Linked DNA regions of Homo sapiens: region 1 is linked to region 2. A link is an interaction called in ENCODE POLR2A ChIA-PET data of the cell type or tissue named here. Cell type or tissue: A673. All regions are shown on one strand. Each heading gives the region's core, and the rest is flanking DNA. Links, peaks and the distances in the headings are about the cores only.

Region 1 (8,296 bases), core at 2,027-6,026, 1.1 Mb before region 2:
GCTCCGCCTCCCGGGTTCACGCCATTCTCCTGCCTCAGCCTCCCAAGTAGCTGGGACTACAGGCGCCCGCCACTACGCCCGGCTAATTTTTTGTATTTTCAGTAGAGACGGGGTTTCACCGTTTTAGCCGGGATGGTCTCGATCTCCTGACCTCGTGATCCGCCCGCCTCGGCCTCCCAAAGTGCTGGGATTACAGGCGTGAGCCACCGCGCCCGGCCCAAAACACACTTCTTGTCTTTAAGGATCTTATGTTCTTGTAAAGGAAGCCTGCATGTACACAAATTACTGTTTATAAAGTACGATATAAAACTATTTCTAAATACACATGCAACCTCATGCTATGCCTTTTCTTTCCTGATATTTTGTGACTTTCTCAGTCTTTTTCCCCTAGCATTAAATGTTATACAGCATAGTCTAAATGAAATGTCACTTAATGCAAGTTAAAATATAAGAAGAAGCAAAAATCAAATTAGTAAGCAGTCTCCATTTTTTAAGCAACGAAAGAATGAAACTTTACAGGCGGCCTAAGAGTGACAAACAACCAACACAGAATTGCATGTATCTAGCAGGGCGTGGTGGCGCATGCCTGTGGTCTCAGCTACTTCGGAGGCCGATACAGGAGAATCACTTGAGCCCAGGAGGTTGAGGATGCAATGAGCTGTGTTTGCACCACTGCATTCCAGCCTGGGCTACAGAGCGAGACTCTGTTTCAACAACAACAACAAAAAAAAATTAATTAAAAAAATTTTATATACTTGCTTCAGTTTGCCTGCATTTTTCTTCCCTAAGGGACAGAGTCTCACTCTGTCACCCAGGCTGCAGTGCAGTGCCACAATCCTAGCTCACTAGCCTTAAACTCCTGGGCTCAATGGATCCTCCTGCGTTAGCCTCCAAGTAGCTGTGACCACAAATGTATGCCACCATGCCTGGCTTTTTTTTTTTAATTTGCCTGCAGATTCTTAGAGAACGTGGGTAAACTGTGCTAAAAGCTTCCTAATACATTAAGAAAGTTTGATGAAAGGTACTAAAACCAGAAACTTTTATTTTAGGAAGTAAACTTGTATCAACAAGAAAATTCCCTGTATTTCCAGGGATAATAATTCCTCATCTGCTTATTTGACCCTCACTTTCCTTTTAGACTTTATATCTTTCCGATTGAATGTATACATTTTTAACTCAGAAAAATAATCCACATGACTTTTAAGGTGTTCATCATGCCCATCTTTCACCATTGAAAATTAAACAAGTAAAGGAAGTCCAAGTACAAAGCTACCGCTATGTTTTCGGAGAGATTTGAAACAATCTATTTACACATGAATATTATTAACATCAAAAAATGTTTTGGCTCAGCATGTTGTTTAAGATGATTCTCTCAGTTCCAACCAATCTTCTAGTCCTAGCGGGCCAATTGCTCTACCAAAAAGGCACTGCATGCTGTCTACAAAGGCATGTCTCTCCCCATTCTTAAAACACACTTCCTCACTGGAGACCTCCTTGACTATGACACTTGTCAAATAATAATGGTACACATACAACTTAGGTTTCCTTACAGATAGCACGATTTTAAATTGTCCACGGTCCTTTCCTTCTGTGTATCCCAACACTTCGAGAATTCACCAGTTATGGTCACACACACTTATGGGAAGAAAAGTTTTGAACCAACCACGGTGAAGGACGCTTAAAACAGTGAGAAATAAACAAAAACAAACAAACAAAGCTAGCTACAATTGTACCTTGCTTTTACTCAATCATACAATCCTAAGAAGTTGGGTGAAAATCAAATGTAATAAAACAAACTCATCCTTTTCAAAAGACTTAGGAAATTGCACAAACCATTTCTCCTAATATCTAATTAATCTTTAGTATGCCATGGTTCCTGATAGCTTTAGTTTAAATTATACTTTCTATCAAAGAGTTAGTGACCTGTAATCATCTTTGAAATATGTAAATGAACTAAGGTGGCATTTTTACTGGTAAATCTTTTGTAAATTGTGGAAAAATCATTCTCTCTTATTTGCTCAATATATCCCAATTTCTCCTGTATTTGATTTTCCTAATGCATGGCACACAGCCAGTTGTGACATTTTCAGCTGGTGGACTTAATGAGTATATGATCCAAACAGCACGAGGGAAAAGCTGTGCCCAAAGGCACAACGGGCTTGTTGATGCCACCTACTGTGCATTTTGTTTTTCCAAGGTTATCCACATAATTGACTAAAACAGAGCTCCTGAAGCCTAATTGTATGATGATTCCTGAAGGCTGCCCACCTGCCAAGTGTATTCAGATAGCGCAGGGAAAAAAACAGAGACCGGTGTGGAGTGCTTGGCATTAGGAAGGTGGTTCCCATCAGCGTGGTGAACGAAAGGGTTGGCTTCAACAGAGAGAGGTGGTGTTTAATCAGAGCCTCACTGGGTTGTTGTTGTTGTTGACCAAACTAATTACAACAGGTAGTGATGGCAGGATAGAGAAACTTTACCAAGAATGAAGTAGAGTCCATCCAGCCGATCTGGGAAAATTCCAGGCATGCTGAAAAAGTGAAGAGGGTTTTGGCCCCACAGCCATAACAACAAAAATCTTTAGGAATGTGGCAAAGAAAGACTTCAGAAACACAACAAGGCCATGAATAGGCCAGGGGCCATGGAGGGTGAGCAGGGCGCAGCTCTGGGCTACCCAGCTCATCTACAACAGGTTAGACACATGAGAGCAAGGCAGAATCAGCTCTGGATGCTGCTGTTCTGCCAAACCATGAGAAGCAGCTATGCTAGCTGTAGAAAGCACAAAAGTCTGGCCGGCCCTGACTGCCAGGTGACCTCAGACAGAGTGACCATTACTGATTCCTGTTCAGACACCAGCTGGTGCCACTGGCCCCATTCGCATCCCATCCAACCTGTGATCAGTTTCCTGGAGTGATGCTGAAGCTCCTGTGTGGTCTCTCTTCTCCCTTTTTCCTCTGCAGGCCATGGATTGACCAGTCCTGTGAGGTTATGCCCAGACCCTCCCCAGCTCTGGCCCTTCTGCCACTTCCCCTCTCTCTGCCTCCCTAGAGCTCTGCTTCTGTCTCTACACTCTGGGTAGCCTTTCTCATCTGTAAAATGAGTGGCTTAGACTAGATGATCTTAAAGTTCCTTCCCATTCTAACATTCTGTGATTCTTGGATGTTATAAATTCCCAGAATCATAAAATTTAGAGTTGAAGGAACTTCAGAAGTCATCTATTCAACCTCCTACTCAACCTAGGCTAACCTAGCCAGAATTAATACGCTTTGAAGGTTCTATGTAGTTGTTTTTGGCTAGCTGAATATGGCAATAATCAAAGCTTAAAACTTTCAATATAAAGCATGAAAAAAATACATATATATATAAGATTTTTGAAACATTTAAGAAAAGATTTGAAGGAACTGAAGCCCATTGAGCAGCATGTTTTATTGCTTAGAAGTTGGTATCTAAGCAGCAATTCCCAATCTTTGCTTTCACAATATCAGGGGCATATTAAAAAATCATAAGGGATGTCAGAAAATCCTCCAAAAAAAACTAATTTTCAATTTATTATTATGTTTATAAACATATAAGGCAGGGTGATGGGGTGTCACAACAACATCAAATAAACAAAGCCATCAAATAAACAAAGAGAATAAAGAGTATAAAGGGGAAATACAGTTATATTTTGACATGCATGCAAGAAAAATTAAAAAGAACGTCATCTGTTCTTAAAGAGTAGGTTTCAGTGGCAAGCTCCTTTTCAAAATTAATTTTGATCTGTGATAACAAACATACTCTCTCTCTTCAAAAGAATTATTTTCTTCATAGAACCTATGCCAACTACCATAATACAGATCTTGAAGAAATCATTGGATGTATTTAAGAAACAAGTACTTAAAACAATAACTTTTGTGTTTTATTATTAATTACTTAAAGGGGTAAATTCATAAATAAATAAGAGATATACCATCCTTAAAGTTTGGAAGATTCATTAGTGTTAATATATCAATTCTCCCCCAATTGATGTATAGATTTAGTATGATTCCAGTAAAAATCCTAGCAGATTTATTTTTATGGAAATTGACAAGCCGATGCTAAAATTTATAAGGAAATGCAAAGAACCTAGAATAGTTAAGACCACTTTGGAGAATACGCACTTACTATATTGCTACAGTAATTAGTATTGACACAAGGATACATATGAAACAGAGCAAGAATCCACTGGGAGGCCGAGGTGACGGATCACCTGGGGCCAGGAGTTCAAGACCAGCCTGGCCAACATACCGAAACCCCATCTCTACTAAAAATACAAAAAAATTACCCAGGCATGGTAGCAAACACCCATAATCTCAGCTACTCAAGAGGCTGAGGCATGAGAATTGCCTGAACCTGGGAGGCAGAGGTTGCAGTGAGCCTAGATCACGCCACTGCACTCCAGCCTAGGCAACAGAGTGAGACTGCCTTAAAAAAAAAAAAAAAAAAAAGCAGGAGTCCAGAAGAAGAACCACACAAACATGTTCACCTAGTTTACAACAAAGGCAACAATGAAATTCAAAGAAGGAAATGTCTTTTCAATAAATTGGGCTGGATCATTAACAGCCATACTGGGGCACCGGGGGTGGGCGAGGTGGAACAAACAACAATAACAAATCTTGATGCTATCCACACCAAACACAAACATTAATTGGAAATTGATTGCAGGCCTAAATGTGAAAGATAAAACACAGCTTCTAGTAGGAAATGTAAAAAAAAAAAAGAAAAAAATTCACAATCTTAAAGTAAGCAGATTTCTTAAACAGACACGAAAAGCAATTATCATAAAAGATTGGTAAATTTTACTTCATTAAAATTAAGAACTTATATTTATTAAAACTATCAATCAGAGAGTAAAAAGGAAAACTGAAAATTAAGGGAAGATATTTTCATACATATGTGTGATGAAGGATTGTATCCAAAATATATTTTAAAACCTACAAACCAATAAAAAAGACAACCCAATTTAAAAAGTGAACAAAAAGTTGAATTGCATGGTATGTAAATTATATCCCAATAAAGTTGTTATTTTTAAAAAATGATCAAAAAATTTGCAAAAGACTTCTCAAAAGAGGATATCTAATTGGCCAATGAATATATTTTTAAAAGTGCTCAACATCACTAATCATCAGGAAAATGCAAATTAAAACCACAATGAGATATCCACTCACCAGAAGGGCTAAAACTAAAAGACTGACAATATCAAGTTTTAGTGAGGACATAGAGCAATTAGATTTCTCATGCCTTGCTGGCAGGAGAAAACTGGTAGTGTCTACCCAAGCTGAACATACACATATCCTATGACCTACAAATTCCTCTCTTAGGAGTAAGTGCATATGTTGAACACATGATATGAACAAGACAATTACAGTAATTGTATTCAAAATAGTCTTAAATTGAAATAATCCAAATGCTCATTAATAATATAATGGATACATAAATTTTGATACAATATATCCTGTAATCCAATACACATAGCATTAAAAAAAGAACCAACTGCACACATAACAACATCAATGACTCAAACCAAAATAATAAGGAGCTAAGGAGGCCAGACAGAAAAGGATACATACAATATGGTTTCATCTTTATGATGTACAAGAATGGATACAACCAACCAACAAAGATAGAAGTCACACTAGTAGTTACCTTTAGTGGGTACAAGTGAGGATGCTGTCTGGTTCTGGAAATGTTATATCATCACCTGAGTGGTTATTACATGAGTATATCAACCTACAGATTTAAAATTTGTGCACTATATAAGTTTTAAATAAACAAATAAAATTATTCCACTGCACTTTGTGATGATGCACACTATGTTTTAATTACATATCACACCTTCCAGGGCCTAATACCATGCCTGGACAGTAAGTATTTACTGAATTTAATTAAACTGACCAGGTATTTCCATTTGTATCAACTTAACTAGATGATTTTTAGAATAATATGTCTGATTTGCTAATAGAAGAACTATGGCTGTGCACTTCCTGAAGACTCCTTTAAAATTCCCAGTGCATTCACTTATATTTAAAATATCTGGCTTCTTTTTCCCCAAAAAAGGGAGCTAGGAGGATTTGCATACTGAAAAACAAACAAAAATGACCCATTTGCAGGATTTAACAAGATTCAAATCAAAGAAGCAAAGGAAGAGGAAACAAAGAAAGGTGCTGTTGTGGCGCCCTAGAAAGCAGATGCTCATTAGGGCTCAGGCACAGATTACTATCACAATGTACTTATCTCAACATGCTATCGTCAGACCACACAGTCAAATCAAATTTTGAAGGCTCAAAGGATGTGTACTGAAGAACATCCTGTACTGCTGAAACATGTATTTGAATTTTGTGACAGAGACAGAGAGAGGTAGAAAAGAACACCAGATATCACCCACTGTCATTTTAAATCCTATTTGTAGGTTAAAAAATAATCTCTCTTAAAAAAAAAAAAAAGCAAACAAAATCAAGGTTAAAGATTTCTTCTGCTAAACTTAAAGTCTGATAAACAATTACCAAATAAGAAACACATCTTTTTTTAGGTTTTTGCCAATTGAAAAAACACAACTTTTTTGTGATTATTTTTTAGGTAAAGAATAATTAGTATTCAAAAAGTAGAAAAAATGGTTATAAGTAATTTTCAATTTTAGTATGGGTTAAGAAAAAAATGTAAACTGCTTGCTATTTGACTTTATCACATTTAAGTTTCAATCTCATTAGGAGTATACATTTATCATAAAAATACTTCCTATTATGCTAATTAAGTACTTTTGTTCAAAGTATTACATCATGTCTATGGTTCCATAGCACACTTATACGTTACCAAATAAAATTTTATTTAAAATTTCCATATAAAATTGGATAAAGAATCAGAAGAGAAAACCCAAATCAGGGGCAATTGTTAGCAAATACTTAATCATAATCTACAGCATTAAGAGGTAGTAAAGATTTTTTAGCCAAATTTTGTCAGACCCACTTGGTCCCTGATTCCGGCAGATGGAGTGGGAGTAGCTTATACGATGGTCACACTGGTGCATCTACCACTATCACACACACCTGTTAGTGGACAGAAGTCAGTCCAGAGTGGCTTAACTCTAAGAGTACAAGAAGCAAATTGGAGAACAGGAGTGAAGAAGAGAGAAAGTAAACACACTTTGAAACTGTTCAGACCCTTGCTGGATAGGGGTATGGACCTCATGCCACCCAAGCCCACTCTGCAGGACACTGGCTTTTGTGCAGCTCTTCATCACAGAGTCTGTTGAGCTACAACCCAGAAAAAAAACATGAAGGGATCTCTGGTCTGTCTGATTCATCCTCTTAAGCATAGATTTGTTCAGTATTTGTCTTCCTTCCAGGATAAAATTCTTTTTTTTTTTTTTTTTTAAGAGACGGTGTCTCACTATGTTGCCCAGGCTGGTCTGGAACTCTTGGCTTCAAGCAATCCTCCCCCATCGGCCTCCCAAAGTGTTGGAATTATAGGCATAGCCACTGCTCCCCACCCTGGGTAAGATTCTTAACCTGTGCTCCACAGGCTGATTCTAGGTAAACATTTGAGGCTAATAAAAATGTACGCCATAGGCCGGCGCGGTGGCTCATGCCTGTAATCCCAGCACTTTGGGAGGCCGAGGCGGGCAGATTACGAGGTCAGCAGATCGAGACCATCCTGGCTAACACGGTGAAACCCCGCCTCTACTAAAAATCCAAAAAATTAGCCGGACGTGGTGGCGGGCGCCTGTAGTCCCAGCTACTCGGGATGCTGAGGCAGGAGAATGGCGTGAACCCGGGAGGCGGAGCTTGCAGTGAGCCGAGATCGCGCCACTGCACTCCAGCCTGGGCGACAGAGCGAGCGAGACTCCGTCACAACAACAACAACAACAAAAAAATGTACGCCATCATCGGATTCTCAAGGAGGTCTAGGGTCTGGGGATTCCCTAAAAAGTTACGAAGCATTGGCCGGGCGCGGTGGCTCACGCCTGTAATCCCAGCACTTTGGGAGGCCCGGGGCGGGCGGATCACGAGGTCAGGAGATCGAGACCATCCTGGCTAACATGGTGAAACCCCGCCTCTACTGAAAATACAAAAAATTAGCCGGGCATGGTGGCGGGCGCCTGTAGTCCCAGCTACTCAGGAGGCTGAGGCAGGAGAATGGCGTGAACCCGGGAGGCGGAGCTTGCAGTAAGCTGAGATTGTGCCACTGCACCCCAGCCTGGGCGACAGAGCAAGACTCCGTCTCAAAAAAAAAAAAAAATTTACGAAGCATCAACGAACCAGGAAAAGGTAAAAAGAGAATTGGA
Region 2 (8,296 bases), core at 1,859-5,858:
TTGAGTAGCTCCCTTTAACTTAATTTCTTGTACTGATGGTCATTTAATAACCTCCTTAAAGTTTTGTATTTTGTCAGATGTATTTTATATTTGTCTTTGCTTTTTATTGAACAGTTTTATTGAGGTATAATTTGCATCCATAAATTTACCACTTTTAAGAATACAATTCAATGATTTTTAGTGTATTTAAAGGGCTGCGCAACCACCACCACATTCTTACTTTAGAAAGTCTCCATCACCCTGAAGAGAAACTTCATTTTCATTTGTGGTCATTCCCACCCTGTCTTAGGCAATCACTTATCTACTTTTTGTCTCTAGATTTGAATTTACTGGATGTTTTGTATAAGTAGAATCATACCGCATGTGGTCTTTTGTATGTGACTTCTTTCACTTAGCATAATGTTTCTGAGGTTCATTCATGTTGTACTGTGTATCAGTACTTCATTTTTTATTATAAAAAAGTATTACATTGTAATACCCCTTTTTGTTTATAATTTTTCAGTTGCTGTCTGGCATTTGTGTTGTTTCCACTTTTTGCCTACTATGACTTGTGCTACTATTAATATTTGGATACCGTTCTTTGTGTGGATAGATGTTTTCACTTTGGGGGAAATACCTAATTGTCTTACCTAGGTTGGTAAAATTCTGGATATACATCTTGGAGTGAAATTGCTGGGTTATATGGTAAATTTATGTTTAACATTTTAAGAAATTGCCAAACTTTTTCAAGGTGTCTGCACCATTTTACAGTCCCAATAGCAACATATAGTGCTCCAATTTCTCCACAGCCTTCCAACTGTTATTATCAGTCTTTCTGATTATAGCCATTCTAGAGAATGTGAACTGGTATGTCACTGTGGTTTTGATTTGCACTTTCCTAATGACTAGGGATGTTGGACATCTTTTAATGTGCTTACTGGCTATTAACATATCTTTTCTGGGGGGAATATATCGATTCAAATATTTTGTCCTTTCTTATTGAGTTTTAGGAGTTCTTTATAGATTATAGATGAGTCCCTTATAAGATCTATAATTTGCAAATGTTTTCTGTCTGTCTAGATCATGTCTTTTTATTTGCTTGATAGTGTCTTTTGGAACACAAAAAGTCTACATTATTTTTTTCTTTTATTATTTGTTCTTTTGGTGTCCTATCTAAAAATCGTTGCTTAACCAAAAGTCATGAAGATTTGCCCTTATGTTTTCTTCTAAGAAGTTTTGTGGTTTCAGTTCTTACACACAGGTCCATGATTTATTTTTCATTAATTTTCGTGTATGGCATAAGGCAAGGGTTCAAATTAGTCCTTTTGCATGTAGATATCTAATTGTTTTAGAATGAGTTGTTGAAAAGACCCTGTCTTCCCCATTGAACTGTCTTGCACCTTTTAAGAAGTATGTTTCGTATATAATATGAAAGTTAACTTTATTCCTGGACTTTCAATTCTATTTTATCTATCTATCTATCTATCTATCTATCTATCTATCTATCTATCTATCTATCTATCTTCCTATGCCAGTACCACATTATCTTGATTATTGTAGCTTTAGAGTGAGCTTTGAGATTAAGATGTGTAAGTACCCCAAACTACTTGTTTTATTTTAGATATTCTGTTTTAGATATTCTGTTTCCTTTGAATTTTCATATGAATTTTAGGTTTGCCTTGTCAATTTCTGCCAAAAAAAAGCCTCCTGGGAGTTTGATAGAAATTGCCTTAAAATTTCTATCTAAAAGAAGTCAATTAGATTTATTGCCTTAGATTTATAAGATGTAATATTACCATCTTAACAAGAAGATATCTTAACAAAGTCTTCTGATTCATGAACATGGAATGTCTCTTCCTTTATTTAGATATTCTTTAATTTTTTTTTAACTTGTAAGTTCAGAGGTACAAGTGCAGGTTTGTTACATAGGTAAACTTGTGTCATGGGGGTTTGTTGTATAGATTATTTCATTACCCAGGTATTAAGCCAAATACCCATTACTTATTTTTGCTGATCCTCTCCCTCTTTCCCACTCTCCAACCTCTGAAAGGCCCCAGTTTGTGTTGTTCCCCTCTCTGTGTCCATGTGTTCTCATCATTTAGCTTCCACTTCTAAATGAGAACATGCAGTATTTGGTTTTCTGTTCCTGCATTTGTTTGCTAAGGATAATGGACTCCAGCTCCATCCATGTCCCTGCAAAGGACATGATCTCATTCTTTTTTATGGTTGCATAGTATTCCATGGTGCATATGTACCACATTTTCTTTATCCAGTCTACCACTGATGGACATTTAGGTGGATTACATGTTTTTGCTATTGTGAATAGTTCTGCAGTGAACATATGCATACAAGTGTCTTTATAATAGAATGATTTCTATTCCTTCGGGTATATACTCAGTAATGGGATTGCTGGGTTGAATGGTATTTCTGTCTTTAGGTTTTTGAGGAGTCACCACACTGTCTTCTACAATGGCTGAACTAATTTACACTCCCACCAACAGTGTATAAGGTTTCCTTTTTCTCCAAAACCTCACCAGCGCCTGTTATTCTTTTACTCTTTAATAATAGTCATTCTGACTGGTGTGAGATCCTATCTAATTGTGGTTTTGGTTTGCATTTCTGTAATGGTCAGTGATGTTGAACTTTTTTTCATATGATTGTTGGCCACATGTATGTCTTCTTTTGAGAAGTGTCTGTTCATGTCCTTTGCCCACTTTTTAATGTTTTTTTTTTTTCCCTTGTAAATTTAAGTTCCTTATGGGTGCTGGATACTAGACCTTTGTTAGATGTGGAGTTTGCAAAATTTTTCTCCCATTCTGTAAGTTGTCTTTTTACTCTGTTGATAGTTTCTTTTGCTGTGCAGAAGCTCTCTGCTTTAATTAGATTCCATTTGTCAAGTTTTGCTTTTGTTGCATTCTGTAGGTTGTCTTTTTACTCTGCTGATAGTTTCTTTTGCTGTGAAGAAGCTCTTCAGTTTAATTAGATACTATTTGCCATTTTTTGCTTTTGTCACAATTGCTTTTGGTGTCTTTGTCATGAAATATTTGCCCTTTCCTATGTCCAGAATGATATTACCTAGGTTGTCTTCCATGGTTTTTATAGTTTTGAGTTTTACATTTAAGTCTTTAATCCATCTTGAGTTAACATTTGTATATTATGTAAGGGAGGGATCCAGTTTCAATCTTCTCCATATGGCTAGCCAGTTATCCCAGCACCATTTGCTTAACAGGGAGTCCTTTCCCCCTTCCTTGTTTTTTTTTTTTTTCAGCTTTGTTGAAGATCAGATTGATTTTCAGCTTTGTTGAAGAAGGTGTGTGGCCTTATTTCTGGGCTCTTTATTTTTTTCCATTGGTCTATGTGTTTGTTTTTATACTAGTACCATGCTATTTTGGTTACTGCAGCCTTGTAGTACAGTTTGAAGTCAGGTAGTGTGATGCTACCAGCTTTGTTTTTTTCGCTTAGGATTGTCTTGGTTATTTGGGCTCTTTTTTGTTTCCAAGTGAATTTTAAATTAGTTTTTTTCTAGTTTTTGTGAAGAATGGAATTGGTAGTTTGATAGAGATAGCATTGAATCTATAAATTGCTTTGGACAGTATGTATGCCAGATAATTTTTTAGTAGTTGCTAAACTAATTGTGCATTGTACTCTATCGAGTACTGAAAATTCTTTTATTCCTATAAATATTCTGGAGCTTCTTTTTTTTTCATGATACAGTTAAGTTACTTGGAAGTAGCTTGATCTTTTCAAACATTGCTATTAGGCTTGGTTAGTTAGAAACAGAGAAGCCTTTAGACTAGGCCTCATTTTCCTTATTCCTGAGGCAATAAATTTCTGAGTAGTCTAGCCAATGTCCTGTGATTTGCAGGGTTTTCCACTCGGCTGATGGGAACATTAGTATTCCTGGCACTGCTTGAGTCCTGAGGATTATGATAATTCCTTTGCTTCCTTTGCTCTGTGCAAGTGATTTCTTCAATGCCCCATCTCCACCCCATTCAAGTAGTTTCTTCATACACCAGTGTTTAGCATTATGGAGCTGAAGACTGGAGAGATCCTTTGCATCTCTCTCTCTCTGTGCATCTCTCTTCTCTTTGGTATCTGCTTTGCTAAACCTGGGCCTGTCTGGACTCCCAGCTTCATCTCTTCAACTCAAGAAGAGCATCAAAGTCTGCCTGGATTTCCTTTTCTTGTACTACAGGCGTAGCAGCTGGGGCACTCAGAGAGCTCAGTTTGTATTTTGCATTCAGGGATTACGGTTCTGCATTCCTTTATGTCAAATGTCCAAAAACCATTGTTTCATATATTTTGTCCAAGTGTTATGTATTAATAGTTTCATGCAGTAGGGCAAATTGGGTCACTGTCACTCCATAATGACTGGAAGTGGAAGTGGAGCTTATATTTTTCTAGGAAGAAACAGTAAATAAAAAAAATGAATAATGCAAATTCAGATTTGGGTTGTTTAGAGAGTGTTCAGGGAACACCTCTCTGAGGACTGAATTTCAGCTTGAGACCTGAGTGGTGAGAAGGAGCAAGCCATTCAAAGATCTGGAGGCATAGGAATCTGGCGTAGGGTAAAAATCTGGCATGCGTTAATTGCTTTATTTCCCAGAGTATCTAGCACTTTGCTTGTCACAATGTAGCTTGTATACCGGCAGTAATGCATTACCATGGATCTTTTGAGAAGTACAGAATCTCAGCTCCCATTTCAGAGCTACTAAACTGGAATCTACATTTAACAAGAATCCCAAGTGGCTCATATGCACAGAGCACCAGTTTTGTTTATTTTTTTGGGAGAATAAATTGAGAAAGGTTTAGTGTTTTATCTTTGCACAGAGTTATCACACTAAATAAGTATTTGAGGAGTATAAAAAGAATAACTATGTGTTGAAAATAAAAAGCTTCCAGAATGAAAAACAAGTAATAAGTATTTATTGAGAATAAAAAGCTTCCAGGTCAAGTATGATGTGTACTACCAATCCTTTATTAGAAAATTACATTGAATAGAAACTTAATCAGTTTTGTAAGATTAGCCCATTTGCTAGATAATGTAGTTCTTCAAACTCCAAACTCATCAGTTGTCAAGTCTTTGGAATATGTTTTATAAATATTCCATAACTATCAACATGTCCGTACTATAGAAATTTTATCATAGGGTAATGGTTAATGAAGGGTGATTGGCTTTGGAATCAGAATTGTTTGCTGGTCATTTTGACCTGGGGGGCAAGACACTTAAGTTCTTTGAGTTTCAGTTTTCCTATAAAAATGTAATCAGCATGTTTCTGGACCTTTCCAGTCTGTGGCAATAAAATGAAGTGACACTTTCCTTTAATGCCTCTATTAGGCAGGATTCTTCTGATTGTAAGAGACGGATATCCAGTTTAAATTAGCTTAGGAAAAAGGATTATTGGCTTTGGTGATCAAACCACAGGAAGTGCTGGATTGTGTCTAGATCTCAGCAGTAATTATCATTTGTCACTCATTACATTTATCCTCAGTTATTTTCTGTGATTTAGATTCATTGTCCCCCAGGGATTTTTCTTCTGGTGAGAGACATGGTCTCCACTTGCTCTAAAACTTTAAATTTCCTCCATCAGAGAGGTTTGGAGACTAGGTATGTCTCCTACCAAGTTGAAGAATCCAGGGAAAGAGCACTGATACTGATTGGTACACATGGGATCAGATGCCCATCCCTGAACCAATAAAGTCTGACTGAATGAAAGGTTAGGTGTGACATTTTCTAGAAGGAAAGGACTGATCTTCATGATTGGCAAAACAATACATTTTCAGTATGAGATCCAAAATATTACTACAAATTTTCATCCCATAGATAGGGTAGTTACATTTTTTTCTGCTGGTTTCCTTCACTGAGTTAATGTGTGAGACTACCAAAAGAATTTTAGTATCTTCCATTAATCTGTCTTATTGGTTCTTTATGCACCCTTCCAGTTGTCCACACTCTCAATCATTGTTATTCCAGAGATACAGTGATGATTAAAGACAGTCTCATAATTGTCCAAGCTGTTTCCTCATATTAATTTGTTCACATGTGGTATCACGTGTCAGGGCAAGCTCAATTCCCACCAAAGAGAATCTATAGGAATCCTGGACCCAGAGTCCTAAATCCTCAACTATTATTTCAGAGAAACTCCTTTTCATGCCCACTCCAAAGCCTGCCCCATGATGGCTAACAGAATTCTTTCAGAGGAATTCTCATCCACACCCACAGGTATGGTTGAATCTCCATTACTCAGACAAGAAAATGGAAATATTGAACATTATACTTCTAAAACTCTGTGTTATTTATTCATAAATAACACTATGTGGCTAATATGAATGGATATGTAGGACATCTTTCTCTTGTTCTAGGACATCTTTCTCTTGTTCTAGCAGGGCACAGTCAGGCTAAAGATGAATTCAGTTTACATTGTTTAAACATTACACATCTGAATCTTCAACACCAATATTCATATTTATCGTGACTTCACAGATTTCTTCATGAAGATTCTCTCAAAATATGTCTTATTCTTAAGAACAGCAACTGATGGAAACCCCCCTGTGCTAGTTTTATAAAATGAAGAAGGCCAAATTAAGTTTTTCTTCACCAGCCATATCAATGAAGTCAGTAATAATATCTTGTTTGGGTAATCAAAATAGATACCATATGGGTAGTCTTTAAAGTGTTCTATTTTTGTGGTATGGGTAAGTTGTGGTGGTTATGTATTGTAGAAGCAATTTATCAGATGAGACTCTTGACTGTGCCTGTGATTTATCATCTATTATAGTTCCATAGAGTTAAGGTGGCATTCATTCATTTATTCATTTAACTGATTTTTTCAGGCTTTCATTCACTTATTGAAAAATTTTATTGAATTCCTATTATGCATTCAGCAGCATGATAGACCCTGGGAAAACAGGGAACAAGACAGATTTAGTCTATACTATCATAGAACATAGACGGTAGTGGAATCTTTTGAATGAAGCCCCAAATCACTATCTGTTTTTCCTCTTGGTGGAAAAACACACCTAAAAATTCTTCCATGCTTTCATGAAGAGAGCTGCATTGTTGTTATCCCTGATGTCCTGACCTGACTCTGGGAATTATACTTAGTTTACCATAATGGTTCGTTCATTCATTCAGCTGAATGGCATTCTTTGCTTCCTTTCTCCAGCAGATCTATGTCTACCAGACCACAGGAATTAACATTTCATGGTGAGAGAACTGATACCATGATACAGTTTAAAAATATTTGTGTCCTTCTTATGTAATCAGGCATTTTAATAAAGGAAATAACTCCTATTTATTGCTGATTACACCACTAAACTCTTTTCCCAGTGGATGTTCTAGTGGAAAAAAAATGATTTGCTGCTAAAAATGATTTGCTGTTTATTTTGTACATGTTCTTGAAGTATTTTGAGACATTATTGTTATGCTGTTGTAATTTGACTTGAATGAGTCCAATAGTAATTGTTATATTAACTTGCTATTCACAGGGAAGTAAAAAGAAACACAAATAGGATATGGTGAAACAACCTGAGAAAACAAGATAATCTACATATTTTCATTTTACTTGTGTAGATTGCAAAGTAAACAATAACTAATTTCTTTTTCTGAGCCCATTTCTCCCTCTACCTCCTGCCCTAATTCTTTGTTCCTCTTTTCCAATCTTCTGGAGTACAATTGTTGATACTCCAATTTCTCTCATCCTATTGTTTCTTAAATTGTCCTCTCTCACTCTGTTGAACTGCTCTTGTGAAAGTCCACAACAACTTTTTTGTTTCTACATATAAGTTCTCAGTACTCATCTGTCTCAGGCAATGGAAATGCCATCCTTCAACTTTCTCAGACCAAAAACCTTGGCATCATCCTTGATTTCTCTTTTTCTCCTTTATCCCACATTGCATCCTTCAGCAAATACGGTTGGCTGTACCTGCAGAAACACATCCACAATTCTACCATTTCTCACCTGCTTCAGGTCTTTACCATTTCTTGCTTTTTACTGGTTTCTCTGCTTCCTCCCTTACTCTGCTCTGTCTATTCTTACTTGTTCTCCTTGTCTGGAAAACTGATTCAACCATATAGCTTCATTGCCCACTACTTCACTTCCCTCAGATCTTTACTCAGATGTCACCACAGCAAGTTTTTCTCTGGCTACCTTAATTAACATCGGAAGTAGGGACCCTCCTTTTTCTCCTTTCTTACCTTGTATTTCTTCATTGCACTTATCATCATCTCACATGTTATATGTTTTGCTCATATGCCTATTTATTCTTTGACTGCCTCATTTCCCTTCCTCCAACTAGTATTTTTGAATGTTTTATT

The links. Peaks named below come from ENCODE experiments on the same cell type or tissue, not always from the same donor. Only the 100,000 strongest peaks of a DNase experiment are listed, where the experiment ranks them.
Region 1: POLR2A ChIA-PET joins it to region 2 with 7 read pairs; 1 of 35 experiments calls an interaction of 5 or more read pairs at or near these places.

What each region holds. Positions count from the first base shown.
Region 1 is chr2:160,476,636-160,484,931 of GRCh38, forward strand. The region is part of intron 1 of RBMS1 (RNA binding motif single stranded interacting protein 1); the gene reads right to left. Among named protein-coding and RNA genes, the nearest start is that of RBMS1, 13 kb to the right of the region's middle. RefSeq lists an enhancer at 143-642. In A673, for the core only: no CTCF peak of the experiment used is centred there; no DNase peak of the experiment used is centred there; H3K27ac peaks cover 26 bases.
Region 2 is chr2:161,606,224-161,614,519 of GRCh38, forward strand. No RefSeq gene overlaps it. Among named protein-coding and RNA genes, the nearest start is that of SLC4A10, 14 kb to the right of the region's middle. In A673, for the core only: no CTCF peak of the experiment used is centred there; DNase peaks (open chromatin) are centred at 3,898 and 5,438.